Regions from separate parts of the Homo sapiens genome. Here region 2 is linked to region 1. A link is an interaction called in ENCODE POLR2A ChIA-PET data of the cell type or tissue named here. Cell type or tissue: MCF 10A. All regions are shown on one strand. Links, peaks and the distances in the headings refer to the core of each region. The heading gives the core; the rest is flanking DNA. Region 1 overlaps UBE2L5 (ubiquitin conjugating enzyme E2 L5). Region 2 overlaps KATNAL1 (katanin catalytic subunit A1 like 1).

Region 1 (5,317 bases), core at 1-5,000:
CTAAAAATACAAAAAAAAGTTAGCTGTGCATGGTGGCACGTGCCTGTAATCACAGCCACTTGGGAGGCCGAGGCGAGAGGATGGCTTGAACCCGGGAGGCTGAGGTTGCAATGAGCAGAGATGGTGCCACTGCACTCCAGCCTGGGCAACAGAGAGAGACTCTGGCTAAAAAAAAAAAAAATTATAATGTATAGGATTGTGGATGATCACTCTAACCAACCAGTGGGCAAGTTGCTTTGCTCAGCGTAAGTTCAAACTGCCACATCAGAACGTTATTTGAGTGTATACATACACAACCATTAAAAGTGGCCGTTACCACGATGCATTCTGGGAAAGAAGCAGCACCAAATCCAAGATGGCGGCCAGCAGGAGGCTGATGAAGGAGCTTGAAGAAATCCGCAAATGTGGAATGGAAAACTTCCGTAACATCCAGGTTGATGAAGCTAATTTATTGACTTGGCAAGGGCTTATTGTTCCTGACAACCCTCCGTATAATAAGGGGGCCTTCAGAATCGAAATCAACTTTCCAGCAGAGTACCCATTCAAACCACCGAGGATCACATTTAAAACAAAGATCTATCACCCGAACATCGACGAAAAGGGGCAGGTCTGTCTGCCAGTAATTAGTGCTGAAAACTGGAAGCCAGCAACCAAAACCGACCAAGTAATCCAGTCCCTCATAGCACTGGTGAATGACCCGCAGCCCGAGCACCCGCTTCGGGCTGACCTAGCTGAAGAATACTCTAACGACCGTAAAAAATTCTGTAAGAATGCTGAAGAGTTTACAAAGAAATATGGGGAAAAGCGACCTGTGGACTAAAATGTGCCACGATTGGTTCCAGCAAGTGTGAGCAGAGACCCCGTGCAGTACATTCAGACACCCCGCAAAGCAGGACTCTGTGGAAATTGATACGTGCCACCGTCTGGCGTTCGCTTGCAGCAGTTACTAACTTTCTACAGTTTTCTTAATTAAAAGTGGTCTAGGTAACCTGTAAAGAAAGGATTAAAAATTTAAGATGTTCTTAAAAAAAAAAAAAGTGGCCATTAATAGACGGAACTATACACTGGACTAGTTGTTGTTTTAAAAACATAAAATCTGGCTACCCTAACGGGATAAGAGTTCAGACATCAGGATGTTGACACAGTGTCCTACCAGAACCCAGGGTTTACTTAGAGAACATAAAAGAAAAGAGATTGTATGCTATATTCCTTGCTTTTTTTTTTTTTTTTTTGGTGGATGTAGATAGGAGATGGGATGAGAGTGGCCACAGGAATTCGATGAGTCGTAGGAAATCCATTTTTGTTTTAATTGATGTTTCCCGTTGAACTGACATTTAGATTGAAATACCTGCGAGCCGGGTTTGGTGGCTCACACCTGTAATGCTATCACTTTGGGAAGCTGAGGTGGGTGGATCACCTGAGGTCAGGAGTTCGAGACCAGCCTGGCCAACGTGGTGAAACCCCATCTCTATTAAAAATAAAATAAATAAACAAATAAAAGTAGCCGGGCGTGGTGGCAGACTCCTGTAATCCCAGCTACTCAGGAGGCTGAGGCAGGATAATCGTTTGGACCCTGGAGGCAGAGGCTGCAGTGAGCCCAGATTGCGCCATTGCACTCCAGCCTGGGCAACAAGAGCAAAACTCTGTCCCCCCCCCACAAAAAAAAATTGATTGAAATACCTGGAATTCACACCATAATTGGGGTGTCTTTAGGCTGAAATGGAGACAACAGAAGGTGAGGTGGCTTGGACTCAGGTGGCATTGGTAAAGGAAATGAAACGCATGCAAATTTCACAGACAAAAGAGTAGCTTTGCCACCTCTCATTTTGGCTGGGCTGCTCTGAGGTGCTGCATCTTTTATAGTGTCTAGGCTCTCATCCTTAATGACATTTTCATATTCTCCATCCCCCATCCCCCACCGCCTCTCCAGTAAGGACTTTTTGACAAGCTGCACTTCCCTGCTTTAGTAATTGGTGATAAGATTTGTCCTGTAGAACATATACATAGAGGATTGTTCACTCTCCTCCTTTTATGAAATAATTTTTAGAAATTGAGCTGTTAAAGGTTGTGTTTGCACATGTTTTTTGGAACAAGAACTTTAATTAAAGGATCAAAAAGCCCAAGCTCTTGCTTTTGAATAACTGAAGCCAGTGTCTATAATTTCTTGTATCTAAAATCTGTAGAAACTAGTTGTGTGATTTCAGGGGTGCATGGGGCCCCTTGGGTGTCTGAACAGAAGGGGGTGGGAGGCAGAGCCGCACCTCTGCACTCTTGCTCTGCTGGTGTAGTGGGCAGCTGCCCACCCCCACCCCACCCTGCACTGCAGGCTCTGGAGTCAGCAGATTAAGCATTTTATAAATTATATTCTAAGTATATATTTTAAACTTGTCAAAAAGATAAATCTAGCTTATTTTACCTTTAACTTGTAAAGAAAGTTTGCCTTCTTGAGTTCTCTTTGTCATGGGCAGTAGGAGTAGCTCGCCTGAGTATCATCAGTGAAGGGAAACCCACACATCTTGGTGAGCAACGAGAAATCACCATGTTAAGATTCCAGGGATTTTCTTCTCTGGTCATTGTTGTAGCCAGTGTCTTCATGGAAGACCTATTTTCGTTTCATTACCATATTTGATGCCTAAGCATTTAATAATCAGTTTATGACTACTAAACTTTTGAGGATCTTAGAATTTAACTGGCTCTAGAAAGTGGCAGAGAAACCTACACATGATTCCATGTCCTAACCCATAAGACGTGAGTGATACATGCTGAGGAGGGAAGGTGAGTCACTCCCCCTGTTAGTCTGAGGGAATGTGTATGAGTCATTTTGTGCTTCTTTTTTTCTTTATTTTATTTTTAGCATAATAAAGTACCAAACCAAGAGTTGTCTGGTTTTTGTTTTGGAGAGTGAGGGCTGCTGGTGAGGGTAGATTTCTGAACTACCCCAGAGAACGTAGTCAGGAACCTCCCAGCAGGATGAGAGAGGAGCCATCAGCTGGAAGGAGAGGGGAAAGGATCAGGAGAGGTAAGGGAACTAGGATTGCTTAACATGCAAAGGGTAAAGTAGAACCAAAGAGAATTTTTGTGCCCCAACAGGAGCAGGAAAATCTGAGAGGATGCCAACCAACTTCTAAGATTATTTTATTGATTCAGAGAAAATGCAAATTTCAACCACAGCTAAACAATAAAAAGGGAAACTTTTCATTTAGAACCAATAGTTATCATGAGTTGATTAAAAACATGAGCTGGCCTAAAGGTGGTATCCTAAACTTCTGGAGTGTGGAAAGTGATTGTTAAATTGCCTTAATTCTCTACCTAACATTTTTCTACAATGCAAGCATCTAAGAAAAGACTGAAAAAGTGGTGAACCAGATATTTGAAAAGTCAGCTTTCACCCAAATATGAGAAAATTTTTAAATGTCAGGTGGGCAATGATGTTGGTCTTGCTCCTCCAGGGTGTTTGTCTTGCAGGGACACTGTTGGGGTGCAGGTGGTCATGAGGACACCGACCTGCTCTATGAAATCAATTTCCAAAGCTTGAGCTCACTTCCAAAAACACTTCTCAAGCATGATGATAACCAACTATTGATTTATCCTGAGGGAATAATCTTTCTACAAGCTTTTATGTTCACTGTGTTGGCTTGTGGTAGCTAGTGAAAACTGGGTGATTTCCTCCCTTAATCTAGAGGTTGACCATTTAGAAACACAACAGAAGAGACTTCCAAAATGAATAAATATCTCCTGCTGTTTGAAAAGTGAACCTTCTAACAGATGAAGAAACTGCCCAGGCAGGTATTCTGAGTCACTGTGTGATTCTGGACATGCCACTCAACCTTTCTCCAGGCTTAAGTGAAGTTAATGTTTTTCCTCCCACTGACTCACGATGGTGCCTTGGGGACAGAAGAAATGAATGTTAGAAAGTCCAGTGCAAATTTCTAAAATGCCACAGGAAAAATCAGGTAAAAAACACTTTTTTGTGAAATGTAGCTGCTGTGTAAAAGACACGTGGCACACAGCCTTCCTGGCTCAGGGACAAAAATATTCATCTTTCTATAATTCAAAACCAAAAGTGGAACAACACCATGGAAGGTTTTAAGAAGGGAAGCAGAGTGTCCTTTTTAGACCAATGAGGTGAGTCATGTTCTTTTCTGATGTCTCTGGGAAAGATGTGATCAACATAAAGATGTTTTATTGCCAATGCCTAGGTAAAGCAATCTCAGTATTCATGTCTCAGAAACATGTCTTCAGATGCAGTTTCACCTCTCTGAAAATGAGCTCTCCTATGGGAAGGTTTGGTTACTAGTATAATTACAGGCTTCTGAGGGTGCCCTGGCTGTGTCTTTTGTCCATTCCCAACTGTTGCTCCTTCTTTAAAATATACATATGTCATGCCTCTGCCTGAACTCTTGACAGTACTGACTAGAATGCCTTTTCCTACTAGTGGACCACATGCATAAAATAGTTTCACAACACATGGTTGTTGGAAGGGCCATCTCTGATGCAGCATATATACCAGCACTTAATGTTAGCATCTCTCACCACTTAGTGAACAAATTTAGTCATAAGTCAGGCTGGGATTCTAATTTTTTTTATTATTTATTTATTTATTTTACAGGCAGGGTCTCTGTTGCCCAGGCTGGAGTGCAGTGCAGTGGCATGATCATAGCTCACTGTAACCTTGAGCTCCTGGGTTCAAATGATCCTTCTGCCTCAGCCTCCAGAGTAGCTGGGACTACAGGCATGTGCCACCATGCTGGCTAATTTCTTTTAAACATTTTTTGTAGAGACAGGGTCTCACTATATTGTCCAGGCTGGTCTCGAACTTCGGCCTCAAGTGATCATCCCGCCTCAGCCTCCCAAAGCACTAGGATTACAGATGTGAGCCACCGTGCCTACCCCAGGCTGGGATTTTAAAGACAGGCAGGCAAGGGCCTTTGTTAGAAGGAAATTGTCCAAAATTTCAGCAAGCAAACATGTGTTTTTTCTTGATGAGGACACCATACAACACACATCTCCACTAGTGCAAGACACTTGGAAATGGGCTTTACCAGCGATATGTCCAGAAGAGGTGAGGCGCTAAGACAGCTAGTTTACTGGCCTCAGTATTTCTCTTGCTCACTAGCAAGAGAAATAGGTCAACATTTCAGAATCACATAGAATTCTGAGGAATCCATGAGGTACAGAGACTCATGCCCACGTCACCCTCTAAAGTTCAAAGGATATGCCTTTACACATGGGAAGATGCTATGCAGTGACTATTAGAAAAGGTTAGAAAAATTTAAAAGGGTTTTTTGTTTTCTGTTTTTTTGTTTGGTTGATTTTT
Region 2 (5,379 bases), core at 107-5,106, 130 kb before region 1:
TAAGAAGACTGAAGTCATTTAAATTCCTAATTCGTTATATATCACTTGTTTTTCCCCTTTTCTGGAAACTTCTCTTTGACATGAGTTTTCTAAAATTTTTGATGATATGCTTTGAAATGGGTCTATCTGGGGTTCTTTCAATGTAGAAATTAATGTCTTTCCATTTTAGGAAATATTCTGAATTATTAAAATTTCTTTCCTGAATTTCATTAAAAATTTCTTTCCATTTTTTTTCTGCTGTGAAATGCCTTTTATCCAGGAATTAGACTTCCTCAGCTGGTCCTCTAATTTTCTTAGTTTTTCCCTCCTTTTTTCCACCTCTCTGTCCTTTTGCTCTACTTTCTTGGAGATGTTCTCAACTTTATATTATAATCCTTCTTTAGAACTTTTTCCTTTTTTATTGAGGTATATAACTTAAAGTGCACAAGTCTTAAGTGTGCAGCTCAATGACCTTTTACACTGTGCACATACACTGTGTACACCCCGGCAACACCCCTTCAAAATACAGAACACTTCCAACTCCCCAGAAGGATCCTTCATCCCTCCCAGTCAGTACTTTAATCACTATTCTGATACCACAGATGAATTCTGCCTGCTTTTTAAAAATCAGCTTTATTGAGGTATAATTTTCATACAATTAATTCCACTAATTTTAAGTGTACAGTTGATGAGTTTTGAAAACTTTATAAACTGCATAACCACCACTACCACCACAACAAAGGTAAAGAACATTTCCATCACCCCAGAAAACTCCCTTTTGCCACTTTGTATTTGACCTCCAACTCTCACCATGCACTCTCCTGTTCCCTTCTCCCTACACAGGCCCACCTCAGTTTACCGCGCCTCATTTTACTGCACTTCGCAGACACCATTTTTTACAATTTGAAGATTCATGGCAACTGTGCATCCAGCAAGTCTACCGGTGCCATTTTTCTAACAGCATGTGCTCACTTTGTGTCTCTATGTCACATTTTGGTAATTCTCACAATATTCCAAACTTCTCCATTTTTATTATATCTGTTAATAGTGATCAGTGATGTTACTGTTGTAATTGTATTGGGGCACCACAAACCATGCCCTATAGCAAGGTGAATATAATTGATAAATACTGTGTTCTGACTGCCCTACCAATAGGCTGTTGCCCTCTCTCTCTCTTCTCCTCGGGCCTCCTTTTCCCGGAGACACAATACTGAAATTAGGCCAATGAAGAACCCTACAATAGCCTCTAAGTGTTCAAGTGAAAGGGAATAGTTGCATGTCTCTCACTTGAAATCAAGGGCCAGAAATGACTAAGCTTAGCAAGCAAGGCATGTTGAAAGCTAAGATAGGGCAAGAGGTAGATCTCTCGTGCCAAAGAGCCAAGTTGTAAATGCAAAGAAGAAGTTCTTGAAAGAAATTAAAAGTGCTACTCCAGTGAACATATGAATGATGAGAAAGCAAAACAGCCTTATTGCTGATATGGAGAAAGTGTGAGTGGTCTGGACAGAAGATTAAACCAGCCACAATATTCCCTTAAGCCAAAGCCTAATCCAGAACAAGACCCTAATTGTCTTCAATTCTATGAAGGCTGAAAGAGGTGAGGATGCTGCAGAAGTATGAAGCAAGTAGAGACTGGTTTATGAGGTTTAAGGAAAGAAGCCTTTTCCATAACACAAAAGTGCAAGGTGAAGCAGCAAGTGCTAATGTAGAAGCTGCAGCAAGTTGTCTAGAACTAGCTAAGATCATTGATGAAGGTGGCTACACTAAACAACAGATTTTCAATGTAGACAAAATAGCCTTCTATTGGAAAAATATTTCATCTAAGACTTTCCTGGCTAGAGAGGAAAAGTGAATGCCTGGGTTCAAAGCCTTAAAGGACAGGCTGGCTCTCGTGTCAGGGGCTGATTTAGCTGACGACTTGAAGTTGAAGCCAATGCTCATTTACTAATATGAAGATCCTAGGGCCCTTAAGAGTTATGCTGAAGCTACTCTGCCTGTGCTCTGTAAATGGAATAGCAAAGTCTAGATGACAGCACATCTGTTTACAGTATGGCTTACTGAATATTTTAAGCCCAACTTTGAGAGCTATGGCTCAGAAAAAAAGATTCCTTTAAAAATATTGCCACTCACTGACAATGCACCTGGTCACCAAAGAGCTCTGATGTAGATGTACAAAGAGATAAATGCTGTTTTCATGCCTGCTTATCCATTCTGCAGGCCATGGATAAAGGAGTTATTTCAACTTTCAAATCTTATTATTTAAGAAATACATTTTTTAAGGCTATAGGTGCCATAGATAGTGATTTCCTTTGATGAAACTGGGCAAAGTAAATTGAACACTTTCTGGAACAGAGTCACCCTTCTAGATGCCAGTAAGAACATTTGTGATTCAAGGGAGGATGTCAAAACATTAACACTAACAGGAGTGTTACAGAAATTGATTCCAGTCCTCATGGATGACTCTGAGGGTTTCAAGACTTTATTGGAGGAAATCACTGCAGATGTGGTAGAAAAAGCAAGAGAACTAGCATTAGAAGTGGAGCTTGTAGATGTGACTGAATTGCTGCAATCTCATGACAAAACATAAACGGGGTAGGGCACAGTGGCTCACACCCGTAATCTCAACATTTCGGGAGGCCAAGGCAAAAGGATCACTTAAGACCAGGAGTTCAAGACCAGCCTGGGCAACACAGCAAGACCCCATCTCTACAAAAAATTAAAAAAAAAACTTGAATGGATGAGTTGTTTCTTATGCATGAGCAAAGAAAGTGGCTTCTTGAGCTGCAATCTACTCCTGGTGAAGATGCTTGTGAACACTGTTGAAATAACAATAAAGGATTTAGATTACTACATAATCCTAGTTGATAAAGCAGCAGCAGGGTTTGGAGAGGATTGACTCCAATTGTGAAAGAATTGCTACTGTGGGTAAAATGCTATCAAACAGTATAATTGCATGCTATGGAGAAATTTTTCACAAAAGGAAGAGTCAATACGTCCACCAAACTTTGTTGTTATTTTAAGAATTGCCCTGGGCCAGGCACATTGGGTCATGCCAGTAATCCCAACACTTTGGGAGGCCAAGGCAGGAGTATCACTTGAGGCTAGAAGTTCAAGACCAGCCTGGGCAACATAGCAAGATGCCAATTCTAAAAAAAAAAAAAAAAAAATTTTAATTAGTCACATGGGCACTGAGAACGCGGGTCCACGCACGTGATCGTCCGTGCATCTAGCCTTTGCCCACACAGCTTGTTCAGTCATGGCCTCAGGTAATGCGTGCATGGGAAAGCCTGCCCCTAACTTCAAGGCCACATCCATGGTGGATGGCGCCTTCAAAGAGGTGAAGCTGTCAGACTACAAAGGGAAGTACGTGGTCCTCTTTTTCTACCCTCTGGACTTCACTTTTGTGTGCCCCACGGAGATCACTGCAGTCAGCAGCCATGCCGAGGACTTCCGCAAGCTGGGCTGCGAAGTGCTGGGCATCTTGGTGGACTCTCAGTTCACCCACCTGGCTTGGATTAACATCCCCCGGAAGGAGGGAGGCTTGGGCCCCCTGAACATCCCCCTGCTTGCTAATGTGGCAATCTGAGGATTACGGTGAGCTGAAAACAGATGAGTGCATTGCCTACTGGGGCCTCTTTATCATTGATGGCAAGGGTGTCCTTTGCCAGATCACTGTTAATGATTTGCCTGTGGGACGCTCATTGGATGAGGCTCTGCAGCTGGTCCAGACCATCCAGTACACGGACGAGCACAGGGAAGTTTGTCCTGCTGGCTGGAAGCTTGGCAGTGACACAATTAAGCTCAACGTGGATGACGGCGAGGAATATTTCTCCAAACAAAATTAGGCTGGCCAATGGATAGTGAGCTTGTGCCCCTACCTAGGTGCCTGTGCTGGGTGCTCACCTGTGCCCCTACCTAGGTGCCCTGTGCTGACCCAGGAAAGGCCAGACCTGCCCCTCCAAACACCACAGTCTGGGACCCTGGAGGGCTAGGCCAAGGCCTTCTCATGCCTCCTCCTGGGAGCTGAATAGTGACGCCCACTCCCGAGCCCGCCCAGCAGCACACAGGCCTAGAGGTGACCAATAAAGTATTAGGGACAAGAAAAAAAAAATTAGTCACATGTGGTCCTAGCTACTCAAGAGGCTGGGGCGGGATGATCGCTTGAGTCTGAGAGTTTGAGGCTGCAGTAAGTTATGATCACACCACTACGCTCCAGCCCTCCAGCCTGGGTGACAGAGTGAGACCCTGCCTCTAAAAAAAAAAAAAAAGAAAAAAGAAAAGAAGGAGGAGGAAGGAAGAAGGATGAGGAGGAGTAGGAAGAGAGGAAAAAGAGAAGAAGGAGGAAGAAGAAATTGCCACAGCCACCCCAACCTTCAGCAACCACTACCCTGATCTGTCAGCAGCCATCAAGATAAGATCCCCCCACCAATAAAAAGATTAAGACTTGCTGAGGCTCAGATAATTGTTAGCATTTTTTAGCAATACAGTCTTTTTTAACAACAGATGCTGGCAAGGCTGCAGCGAAAAGGGAATACTTATACATTGTTGGTATGGAAAGCAGTTTAGAGATTTCTCAAAGAACTTAAAACGGAACTACCATTTGACCCAGCAGTCCCATTACTGGGTATATACCCAAAAGAAAACCAATCATTCTACCAAAAAGACACATGCACTCGTATCTTCACTGCAGCACTATTCACAATAGCAAAGCCATGGAATCAATCTCGGTATCCATCAACAGTGGATTGGATAAAGAAAACGTGGTACATATATACCATGGAATACTATATGGTCTTAAAAAAGAACAAAATCATGCCCTTTGCAGCAACATGGATGTAGCTGGAGGCCATTATCCTTAACAAATAAATGCAGGAACAGAAAACCAAGTACTACATATTCTTACATATAAGTGGGAGCTAAACATTGGATACTCCTAGACATAAAGATGGCAACAACAGACACTGGAAACTAATAGAGGTGGGAGGGAGGCAGGCAAGAGTTGGAAAACTATCTTTTGGCTACTACACTCACTCTCTGGGTGACGGGATCATTCATATCCCAAACCTCAGCATCATGCAATATACCCATGTAACAAACGTGCAGATGTACCCCCTAAATCTAAAATAAAAGTTAAAAATTTTTAAAGTATTTTTAAATTGAGACATGTACATTTTTTAGACGTAATGTTATTGCACACTTAATAAACTATAGTATAGTGTAAACGTAACTTTTATATGCACTGGGAAACCAGAAAATTTGTGTGACTAGCTTTATCGCAATATTTGCTTTACCAAAATGGTCTGAAACAAAGCCCACAGTATCTCTCAAGTATGCCTGCAGTTTTGTCAGTTCTAGAATGCAAAATAAATAAACTCATATGGTATATACTCTGATTTCCTT

Evidence for each region. Peaks named below come from ENCODE experiments on the same cell type or tissue, not always from the same donor. Only the 100,000 strongest peaks of a DNase experiment are listed, where the experiment ranks them.
Region 2: POLR2A ChIA-PET joins it to region 1 with 6 read pairs; 12 of 35 experiments call an interaction of 5 or more read pairs at or near these places.

The regions. Positions count from the first base shown.
Region 1 is chr13:30,427,636-30,432,952 of GRCh38, forward strand. UBE2L5 (ubiquitin conjugating enzyme E2 L5) reads left to right here. Exons shown (of 4, transcript NM_001355247.2): 4 at 1-2,123. The coding sequence starts at 356. The coding sequence ends at 820. Among named protein-coding and RNA genes, the nearest start is that of UBE2L5, 7.8 kb to the left of the region's middle. In MCF 10A, for the core only: no CTCF peak of the experiment used is centred there; DNase peaks (open chromatin) are centred at 2,776 and 3,836.
Region 2 is chr13:30,292,912-30,298,290 of GRCh38, forward strand. The region is part of intron 1 of KATNAL1 (katanin catalytic subunit A1 like 1); the gene reads right to left. It also overlaps the pseudogene PRDX2P1. Among named protein-coding and RNA genes, the nearest start is that of KATNAL1, 12 kb to the right of the region's middle. In MCF 10A, for the core only: no CTCF peak of the experiment used is centred there; no DNase peak of the experiment used is centred there.